Linked DNA regions of Mus musculus: regions 2 and 3 are each linked to region 1. Evidence: chromatin contacts called from ENCODE Hi-C or POLR2A ChIA-PET data. All regions are on one chromosome and are shown on one strand. The core of a region is the stretch at or near the end of the contact, and the rest is flanking DNA. Distances in the headings are between cores, read along the strand shown.

Region 1 (3,595 bases), core at 761-3,260:
TGTGTGTATGGGGGGGTGTGCTTGTGTGGATGGCAGAGGTTGAAGTATAGTGTATCCCTTAATCACCCCCCCTTAGATAGCAGGGCAAAAGATAGTCTGTTAACCTGTTGCCCACTCCCCAGCTCTGCATTAAAGGCTAGCTGCCAAACCCTCATAGCTTTTATATGAGTGCTGGGGATGGTGAAGCTGGTCTTCCACTTGCATGCCAGTGTGTTTTGCCCACTAGGCCATTTCCTCAGCCTCTTAACGATCTTCCTATCAGTTAACATGAACACTGAAAGATAGATTCTTTTTTTTTTTTTTTTTTTTTAAATATTTATTTATTTATTATATGTAAGTACACTGTAGCTGTCTTCAGACACACCAGAAGAGGGCATCAGATTTCATTACAGATGGTTATGAGCCACCATGTGGTTGCTGGGATTTGAACTCATGACCTTTGGAAGAGCAGTCGGCACTCTTAACCGCTGAGCCATCTCACCAGCCCCCTTTTTTTTTTTTTTTTTTTGGCCATATTAGTTTCAAATGAAAACATTTTTCACAAGTTTGTTATTTTTTAAGAAATATCTTTGCTGCTCACAGTACTCTGTGAAAGGGATAACTGGATTCTAACCGGAGCTGAGTGCTCTCAGTTTGAGCTTGTTTCATGATGATTAAGTTGAAGAGTTTTGACAAAAGATCTGGAGGGGCCGGTTTAGCTAATCCTAAATTTAGCTCTGGGGGAAAAAATGTGTGGGCTGGATATAAAGAGTGTTTGACTCATTACACTTTAAGAAGATGGGGGGGGGCAGGGATTACAGCAGTGTTTGCCAAAAGTTTTCAGAATTTAGCCAATTCTCTGCACAAATCTCTTGCATGTAAGTGGTGTACAAACAGGATTGTATGGAAAAGTCGTGCCCTGCTCTGCAGATGTGTGCATGGCTTGGTTTTAATTATTCTCCTTTTTCTTATGTTACCGTTTCCCAATTACAATTTAAGGGGGGGGGCAGCCAGATTAGGTCTCTGAAAAATAGGCACAATCCTTGTTCCATAGAGGCCTGCTCCCGTGCAGCCTGTTTGCACACCAGAAGCCTGGGAATCTAAAAAGATAAAATCTAGGATCCTTCCAAACTCCAGCGTTTATCAGGGGCTGTGCTCAGGGTTACAGTGACTGCCAAGGGTAGTTTCCACAGACTTCAAATAGAAGAATGCTGTCAAGCAACGGAACTTTGAACATTATTCTGGTATTTCTATAGAAAAAAAAGGCTCAACAACAGAATGTCAGTTGTTGATTACTGGTGCCTTGTGACTAAGCATAATTGATGATTTCAAAAAGAAAAAAAAAAACTTTAAGAACAAACGCAAAATCTGGCGATCTGAGCTCCAGATTTTATAGAATTGACAGGCCTGTTACCTGACTGGCTGTCCTTTGGGTGTTAGTCCCACAGCTTTTGGGCAAGAATTGGAGGCGAACCATCCCAAAATGGATGTTCGAATAGTCTAGGACTGTAAGGTGAAAAGGAGTTGAAGGCATGATATTAGAGTATCCCAAAACAGCTACCTGGCTCTAAGGGTATGGCCCAGGGGAGAGAGTATAAGGGGCTTTAAAATAGAAGCGAAGCAAGAGAAATGCGACCTCATTTTAACTGACGTCATTTGCCGCGAGGAGCGGGCCCTAAAGTCAAGGCTTCCCCACAGGGTCAGCGGGAAGCTACCCACTGTACCCAAGAGACTGAGCTGTGTGTCTGCGAGCTGCACTATGATCTGAGGGTGCCCGGAAACCGGGGCAGAGGCCCAGCAGGTAGAACAGAGAGGTGGGCTGGGCTCGGTGGCCCTGGTTGACGGAGCGGTTGAGGGAGAAAGACCAAGACCCCCGAGGCTACATAGGGGGCCCGAAGCAGAGGCCGAACCAGGCCCAGCTTGCCCGAGCCAGCCCGAGCAGGGCGGGGCGCTTAGGTGGCCGCGAAGGGCGGGGGCTTATAGGCTCCGCCCCCGGAGCCCCGCCCCTCCCGAGCTTTTCTTCCTCTGTCAAAGAACGCTGCGCGCCACTGTTCGCTGGGAGGGCGGAGGAAGCGGACTGTTCCGGAGCTCTGCCTAGCCGGGCCCAACCTTTGCTCCAGAGATCATGGCTGCCGAGGATGTGGTGGCGACTGGCGCCGACCCGAGCGAGCTAGAGGGCGGCGGGCTGCTGCACGAGATTTTCACGTCTCCTCTCAACCTGCTCCTCCTGGGCCTCTGCATCTTCCTGCTCTACAAGATCGTTCGCGGGGACCAGCCCGGTGCCAGTGGCGACAACGACGACGACGAACCACCCCCGCTGCCCCGCCTCAAGCGGCGCGACTTCACCCCTGCCGAGCTGAGGCGTTTCGATGGCGTCCAGGACCCGCGCATTCTCATGGCCATCAACGGCAAGGTGTTCGACGTGACCAAAGGCCGCAAGTTCTACGGGCCTGGTACGGAGGCAGGGCCAGGGGGTCGTGGAGACAAAAGAGGGGACCCTGGCGTGGAAGCGGGGCGGGAGAGAGGCCGGGGGAGGTGGGGCGCCCCCGTGGGAGGGTCGGAGGGAAGGCGGGCAGCAATGGGAGCGGGCCGGGGGCACGAGGCTCTGGGTGGGTGGGGGTGCGTACGGGGGGATGGGATGCCCGAATGAGGCTGAGCCTTGGAAACCGCGGGTGGGAGGGACAGCGAGGTCCGAAGCCCCGGGATATTAGGGAACTTTTCGAAGGTAGTGGGCTTTGGGGCGGGGGTCCTGAAAAGAGGGGGAGACTTCGGATTTGAGGGGAAAAAATGAAGGTGTCTCCAGAGAGGCCCAGACACTTGAGAAGACGTGGAGGCCGATGACGCCGGAGGAGCCATGGTGGAATGTAAGGGTGTGTAAAGAGAGAAAGTGGAGAAGGGGATTAGTGTCAGGTAAAGCAGCATTGTTCCTGGCGGAGAATGTGTGTGTGTGTGTGTGTGTGTGTGTGTGTGTGTGTACACTGTGTGCATGCGCAGTGAATGTGTGTTTGGTGTACACCGTTTGTCTGGGGGGTGGCGCTTGGAATGTGACATGTGTTAGGTATGTCTTTGGTATGTGTATGTGCGTGCAGAGTGGGGTGGACTCAGGCTGGATGATGAATAAGCGACCAAGCTTGGTTGGATGCATTAAGAGCAGTGTGTGGTGGACTATGGTAACATGGTGAGATGGTCAGAAACACCATATTTAGTGTATGATAGAGTGGGGAGACTGGGAGGTGGAAAAAATAAAATGAAATGAAACGGGGGTGGGAGGGAGGAGTGGAAGGGTCCTGAGAAACAATAGGGTAAGGCTGTGAAGCCCGATGGGTGGGGGGATTTCAGGAAAAGCCAACCAAGGGGAAAACAAGAGATGGACAACTCCCCAGAAATGAGGCTTTTCCAAACTGGATTGCCTATCACAATCACCTGATGCTTATGAAAAATACAGATTCTTGGCCTGACCATCCATAGCCACACTTAGATCTCTGGGGCAGGGGAGAGGGCTAAAAAGATCTACATTTTACTCCTCTGCTGTAGGGAAATGGGGAATCAGCCAGATTTAGAAAGCCCTGCTTTCTAGAACATTTAGAGAGGAAGAAGAGGCTTTAGCTCTCCCAAT
Region 2 (3,595 bases), core at 577-3,076, 490 kb after region 1:
CCAGCAGAGCCACACCCAGATTTTTACTAATCCCAAAACTGGGCAATGCTTATCTTTAATCCCAGCATGTTGGGAAAAACCAATTCCCACCAACTGTCCTCTGACCACATGTGGGCCTGCATCCCCCACACCACAGAAAGAACTCAGAAAGGCGCTTCCCTTGCCTGGGGGAGACCCTGGGTTCGATCCCTTCCACCTCTCTCAAAGACCCAGCTGGTCCTGAGCTCAACTCTGGTTGCAGGAAAGAACACTCCTGCCAGAATAGTCAAATCCCTTGAAGCCTTCCTAGGGAAATTAGGAAGCATTTATAAAAGGTTTGTGGAGGGATTTCGGGGGCTAAGTAAGCTAGTCACTACCAAGGAGCCTCATGACCTGAGCTAGAGCCCCAAGACCCATTTGATGAATGGAGAAGTGTTTCCTCCCAGTTCTCAACCCCGTGCTCCCAACCCAAACAAAAGGAAAAACATTTCAAAAGGGAGTCCCCAGCACACTAATTGACTGGGGTGGACCGTACTTTGCAACTGTGTATCTCCATGCCCAAAGTTACTTAAAACATAACGATTTCCAAGCCGGACAAGAGAAGGCTTACCTGATTTTGTTACCAGTTTTCATCCGGATCCACTGAGGAATAGGGCGATTTTGCTTTTGTTTCTTGGCCAGGAATCGCTTGATTCGGAAAGTCTTGTGAGAAGACTACGAGGAGATGCAACCAGCTTAGTGACACCACAGCCTAGTCTCTTGATTCAGTCACAAATTCCAACAAACTAACATCAGGCCTGCAGAACATACACCCAGGAAAAGCTCCCCGACCTCGAACCACCAAGTCCTTTATCCTCATCACTTCTCTGGAGGAAGAGTTAATGGCTTAAACATGGCTCATAATCAGCACCAAGTTTCTAAGCCCAGGTCCTGTCTGACCTATAAACTGGCTGTCTGCTGGGCTCCAGCGATGAAACACGGAATAGCTGGAGTAGGAGAGGAAACGGACTTACTGGAACAAGGATGGCTTGAGGTTAGGCAAACCCTGGCCAGTTTTAAGTCAATGACACTAGGTACTGTACTCTGTAAGTCTTATCTACCTCCAAGTGACATTGCTGGCTAACCTAAGATTACGGAGCCCTAGACACTCCGTAGGCAAACACCATTACATAAAAAAATGCAACGAAGGCCAAGCGCACTCGTCCCCCTAGACCAGTTGGAGGTTTTATTTAACAAATTCAGATACTAAACCCACTTTGTACCTAGACGCCCATAAGCATAATCTTGCCAGTAGGCAATGACTGATGCGCTGTTAGCAGACGCCTCCAAGGAGTGACGCGCTAACTTCTGAAGGGATCTCAAAGTTCTGTTAACCCTTACTGTGGACATCTCGCTGTGCAAATGGCGATTCATGCTCTTCGATCAGGGACAATCTAAGAGTGGTCCCAAGCCTCTCGTTCTGCCCCCCCCCCATCATGAAGATCACCGTCAGCCCCAGGCTATATGAAACAAGAATACTTTGCACCCCTTGCCAGGCTGCAGGAAGAGCGTTCTCATCCTGCAAGGGTAAATGGACTTGATAATTTCATGCCGCGCCCACAGGCCGATAGGTGTCCCAGCTCCAAAAACGAACACTAAAACCCTGAAAAATACACCCAGCCCTCAATGCTGCGCATGTCTGCCACAAAGGCACAGCGGTCTGTGGCCTCAGGAAAGCCGCTGAGGGACGGATGGCGGCCGATAGTCTTACCATGGCGAGAAGCCGAATCAAGAATAGCGCGCACGATGGCGGAGGAATGGAGAAGAGAAAGGCCGGGACCGGAAGAACGCGATTAGAAGAAGTCGCTAGAGGCGGAGCTTAGGGGGGGATGGATGACTCGCAGCGTCCTCCCTAGCTCCACCCCTGCGCTCCCATGGGGCCGTGGGAACCCAAACCGGTTTATAGAGAACGTAATTCCGAGGCCTCCGCGTCCATGCCTGTTCCTGCAGGTGATCATCATTGTGCTGAGGGCCACAGCCTTGGTGGCCATGGTAGGTGGCCTTTGAGAAGTAACCAAGTAAACCCTTAGCAAACACCTGGAAACGGAGTAGGCGGGACCAACTCTGAGGAGGGCGGGAAAAGGCCTACATCACTTCCAGAGCTGCAACTCCCCCCGCTTCTGCGAGAGGGGCGGGGCTTAGGGTTGGCGATGCACCCTGGAAGGGAGGAAGATGGGGCTGCAGACATCTTTTAATGACTAACTTCACTATTATAGAGAATCCAAGTTCCATTCACAGCACCCATATCAGGCAGCTTACAACCCTCCAGCTCTAGGGGGTAACATGTCTCTGACTTCCAGGGGCACCTACACTTATGATTTACAGGTACACGTCCCCATGTAAACACACACGGACCCATTATCAATAGTACCTAAAAATACTTGATTAAAAGGGAGGCGGAGCTAGAGAGATGGCTCAGCGGTTACGAGCACCATCTGCTCTTCCCGAGGTCCTGAGTTCAGTTCCCAGCAACCACATGGTGGTTCACAACCATCTGTAGTGAATAACTACAGTGTGCTCATATAAATAAAATAAATATGTAAATCTTAAGAAAAAAAAAAGGCGCCGGAAAGTGGTGGTGCACGCCTTTAATCCCAGCACTTGGGAGGCAGACAGACCTCTGAGTTTGAGACCATCCTGGTTTACTCACACGAGTTCCAGGACAGCCAAAGATACACAGAGAAACTCTGTCTCCGGTGGGGTAAAAATCCCATATACCAGGGCCAGGGGAATCGTTAGTAGATAAAAGCACCAGTTACGCAATCCTGCCAACTTATAGTTCAAGTCCCAAAAAGTGAAGATACAGGGCGTGGTGGCCTACACTTTTAATCTTAGCACTTGAAGCAGAAGGATCAATATCTCTGAGCTCAAGGCCAGCCTAGTCTATATACTGAGCTTCCAGCCAGTCAGGATTACTACATATAGACCCTGTCGCTAAATAAATAAATAAATAAATAAGTACTCCTATGTATCTGCAACCCTAAGATTCCTACCGCACAATAGAAGGTGGAGACAGGAGAGAAAGTCCTGGAAGATTGAGGGCCAGCTAGCCTGGAGTATTTAACACAGCAACAGAAACAAGGCAAACCCTGTCTCAAAAAGGTGGAAGGTAAGAACTACTTCTCTTTGACATCTGCTCAACTGCTGTGTAAATAAAACAGAAAGTCAGGTATAGTTGTGTACCCCTATGAGGTCCCTATGAGGCAGACGCCAGAAGATCATAAATTGTGAGCTAGCCTAGGTTATATATTGAGACCTTACTTCTAAAAGGTAAACTATAGAAAGAGCACATCATAGAACAACAAGAAGCTGAAAACTAAAGATAATACCTGTGGATATCATAAAAAGTTAAAGATTCCTTTTATCAGTGCCAACTTATTCTCAGAACTACCTTGTGTATGTCGTTCCGGGGGAGGGGATGAGATTGTGATGTGAAAGGCTGAGGACCACGTGAGTCCCCAAGCAGCCTGCCTCTTCTTCCCTTCCTCACAGATACCTAACACACACTGCACTCAGCTCTGGACTTTCTCCTGATTTCCATAGCTTCACTTCTCCCAGCAGAGCAGCTAGTTCCTCA
Region 3 (3,595 bases), core at 288-2,787, 310 kb after region 1:
CACCAGGTTCTAGGAAAGGAGGAAACACAGAGAGAGAGAGACATACAGCCCTAAAACCTCACACAGAGGCCAAATGTTAATTCCTCCTATCCCATTTAAGGTGAAAAGATGGCAATCCATCTTTCCAGCAGATAGATCCATTTCTTTGTTTGAGTACATTATGCGCAAATCTACAAGCAAGTCTGACACTGCGGCTCAAAGACCCGACACATACCGCCTCCCCAGGAGAAGATGATAAGACCTGGCTGGGGGGCTGCAAGGAGAGGGGGTTGCTTTATTTCATGGAGGTAGAAGAAGAGAGTGGTCTGGAGACTAGGATTAGAACTGCGGAGTTCCTTGTCTTCCCCTCGGAAGCTCCATCAAATAGCCTCTGCAGATGTCGCATCCTTGGAAGCCCCTATGCGGGTCTGAGGTTCTGCTCTTTATCACCAATCGCAACGACTACCTCTCAATGACCCTCTTCCAGGATCTACTTTATCTCCATCTCTGGTCCTGGAGGGGCATCTCTGTGCCCTCATGGGCTGTCATGTCATCGCCTGCAACCGCGATCGCCCACCCCACCCCGCAACGACTAGTGAAGCGTCTCCATGTCCTCTAGCAAAATTTCAAATCTTAAGCCTCCAAGCCATAATCCGCATCCTGCCCCGGTTCCCATCTGGACCACCTTTACTGACTCTCTCCTTGCCTTGGTCTGTCCATAACCCAAACTCCACCATCCGTCATCTGTTCTTCACCTCCATCACTCAGCCGACCCGCATCACCCATCTCCCACCCTGTCCCTAACTCAACCTCCCAACACCATCCTCACCTGCAGCCCAGGAAAACGTGGTTTGTCCAGGCGGCGGAGAGCGCGAGGAGCTGGTCCAGGGCAGCCCCGGGATAGCTGTGCAGGTGCCGGCAGATGAAGCTCCGCCGCAGAGCCCACTGCCAGTCACTTTCGTGGCTATAGCGCCACTGCTCCAGCACTGGCTCAGGCGGGGGCGGCGGGAGGGGCGGCAGCGGCGGCGGCGGGAGGGGGGGCAGCGGCGGCGGCGACAGGAAGTCGCCCCCCAGCAACAGACGTCCTCCAGCCATCTTCTCTGCTTCAGAGTGGGGACGGCCCCCGGGGACGATGCCTACCAACTGGCCGGGGGCAAGCGAGGCGGCTGGGGTTGGGGGGGGGCAACCTGTGTGTGAGGGACGCTCAGGGCTGAGACTGGGGGGGCTGGGGGTATGTGCCTGGGGGGGGCGGGGGCTACGCTTACAGAGAAACGGGGATGGGGGGTCAATGGTCGTTGTCGCCACGCCAGCCGCACGGCTCCAACTAATGTGGGGACGTGAGGGCTTCCTTATATATGGGGCACACTAGGCAGCGGACTTGGGCCCTGCCACACAGCACCTCTGCGGACCCTGGGACCCACACACTGAGAGAGTAGCGGCAAGAATAAAAAAAAAAAATAAAAAGAAGAAGAAAAGAAGGAGGAGAAGCACCAGCACGCTGCGCTCCCCGGCTCGGGTCTCTCACCCTACCTCCCCGCGTGCCACCCTGAGGTTGTGAGGCCACAGCGCATGAGCCGCAACCGGTCTCCAACTTCAAAGTCCCGCGCGAAATCTCGCGCGATGGGCATTTTTCCCTTCCTCTGACGTCACTCTTCATTGACGCACTCTGCTGACTGGCAGAAGGGCGGAGACTCCTGGTAGGGGACTCTCGGGGCTTCAGTGGGGTTCTAGAATTTGATGATTCCGTTAAGTCCCTGGAAGGTGCCCTCAGGTGATTAGTTGGCTGTGATGCCTGGCATTATGCTCTAGCTGTGTCCTTGGAAAGGGGTTTGGGTTTCAAGGGGATGTGGCATGTTTTTTTTCTGTTAGCTCTGAGATGCCTCTTCAGAGAATAGCTTGAAAAAAAAAAACAATGCGTCTTTCAGCATCAGCTTTGGAGTTGCTTGTGAAAGTGTGGTTGAAAAGGCGACATTTGCAAAGAAAATAACAGCAACACTTCTCTAGCTGACCCTCTTACATTTTTCTGATCATGGTTACAGACAATTCTGTATTGTCTGTCGAGTCAAAACACACACACACACACACACACACACACACACACACGGCACATGGTTTTGTTTTTCAACTGCAGCCCAGGCTACCTTCCAACTCACAGTACAACTAAGAGTGATCGTGAACGTCTGTCTTACTGCCTGAACCTTCCAAGTGTTGAGATTACAAAGCGTATCATCATGTATTTTTATTTCAGTTTACTAAAGACCCAAAAGACTAGTTAATAGCCGCTGGGCAGAATAATGGACAAATCATTATACAGATGGCAACCATGGTAATGAGAATGAACCCCGCATAGATTTAACACTTACACTAGCAGTATTACCCTCAACTTTAACGAAAAAGGGAGGCTAGCTTCGAACTTAGCCTGGCCTCTTGGATACTTGGAATACAGATTCTGATCTATGCTCAACTTGCGGATTGACAAGAATAACAAATGTAGCTTCTAATTTGTGTTTATGTGTGTCTGTGGGAGTAAGGGAGGACAGATGCTAGGAAAACAGGAAGGGATGCATGAGAGGGAGAGAATTACTTCACTGGAAAAATTGCCCTACAATTAAATCTCAATAACAGTATCTATGCTTTATTAAAAATACCAAAACTCATTATTGAATGGGTCCACACCTAATTATTACGAAAAGCTGTAAATTCTTAATTATGTTTTCTTGAGAACTGCTGTTCAAATTTCCTTCTAGGTGTATATCCACTGCTGATTAATGTTGTAGCGTATATTATATTCTGGTTTTGCACATTTCTACACATGTAACTATTTCCACTCAATGGTGTCATTTTAATTTAGGTCTTGACATCTTTCACAAGTTAGCACTGCGTCTTTTAAATCTTCTAATAAAAAATTGAGAAAGAAAAACGTTAAAACAACTGACTCTTATTCCCTTGATAAAATAACCACTCTATGAAAACAGGGGGTTCCTTTTTTTGCTCTTAATGCCTGCACTGGCTTTCATGGGCATGCCATAGGCTAGTCAGATTTATGGATGTCTTTCTCTTTGCACCATCCTAGTTTCTTAGAGTCTACATCATAAGGTGATTGTGTTTTAATAATTTGATCCATTTCAGGCTTCTATGGCTATGTCCCTTTCAAAATGCAGTTGCTGAAATTTAATGGCCAATGTGATAGCATTAGGAGGTAGGGTCTTAGTGCTGAAGAGATGGGTCAGTGGTTAAGAACACTTGTTCCTCTTACAGAGGAGGAGTTGTGTTCCTAACACCTACACGGTGCTTTACAACCATTCTTCTGACCTCTGTGGGTACTAGGTATGCATGTGTTGTACATACATACATGGAGGCAAAATACTAATGCTCACAAAATAAATCTTAAAAAGAGGGGAGTCTTAAGCTAGGTGTAGGGACACAAGTATAATCTCTGCATTTGGGAGCTAGTTGCTGCTACAAACTGACTGTAAATCCAGCCTGGGCTATGTGAGACCCCATCTTAAAAAATGAAAACACACACACACACACACACACACACACACACACACACACACACCAAGAACAGAAAAGGACATAGGATCTTTAAGAGTTAATTAGGCTACTCTCTCCT

What was found. A loop is a pair of places that touch in the nucleus more often than their neighbours do. ChIA-PET counts read pairs that join two places held with the same protein, here RNA polymerase II (POLR2A).
Region 2: POLR2A ChIA-PET joins it to region 1 with 20 read pairs in embryonic stem cell. The contact joins the promoter of Rpl39 here to the promoter of Pgrmc1 in region 1. A Hi-C loop is called at or near these places in 1 of 37 maps with a recorded cell type or tissue (regulatory T cell). POLR2A ChIA-PET finds 5 or more read pairs at or near these places in 4 of 5 experiments (Patski and embryonic stem cell).
Region 3: POLR2A ChIA-PET joins it to region 1 with 10 read pairs in embryonic stem cell. The contact joins the promoter of Nkrf here to the promoter of Pgrmc1 in region 1. POLR2A ChIA-PET finds 5 or more read pairs at or near these places in 2 of 5 experiments (Patski and embryonic stem cell).

What each region holds. Positions count from the first base shown.
Region 1 is chrX:36,596,183-36,599,777 of GRCm38, forward strand. It overlaps Pgrmc1 (progesterone receptor membrane component 1), which reads left to right and starts at 2,011. Exons shown (of 3, transcript NM_016783.4): 1 at 2,011-2,432. The coding sequence starts at 2,105.
Region 2 is chrX:37,083,396-37,086,990 of GRCm38, forward strand. Rpl39 (ribosomal protein L39) reads right to left here and starts at 1,827. Exons shown (of 3, transcript NM_026055.2): 1 at 1,730-1,827; 2 at 590-693. The coding sequence starts at 1,732.
Region 3 is chrX:36,901,928-36,905,522 of GRCm38, forward strand. Nkrf (NF-kappaB repressing factor) reads right to left here and starts at 1,538. Exons shown (of 3, transcript NM_029891.3): 1 at 809-1,538. The coding sequence starts at 1,074.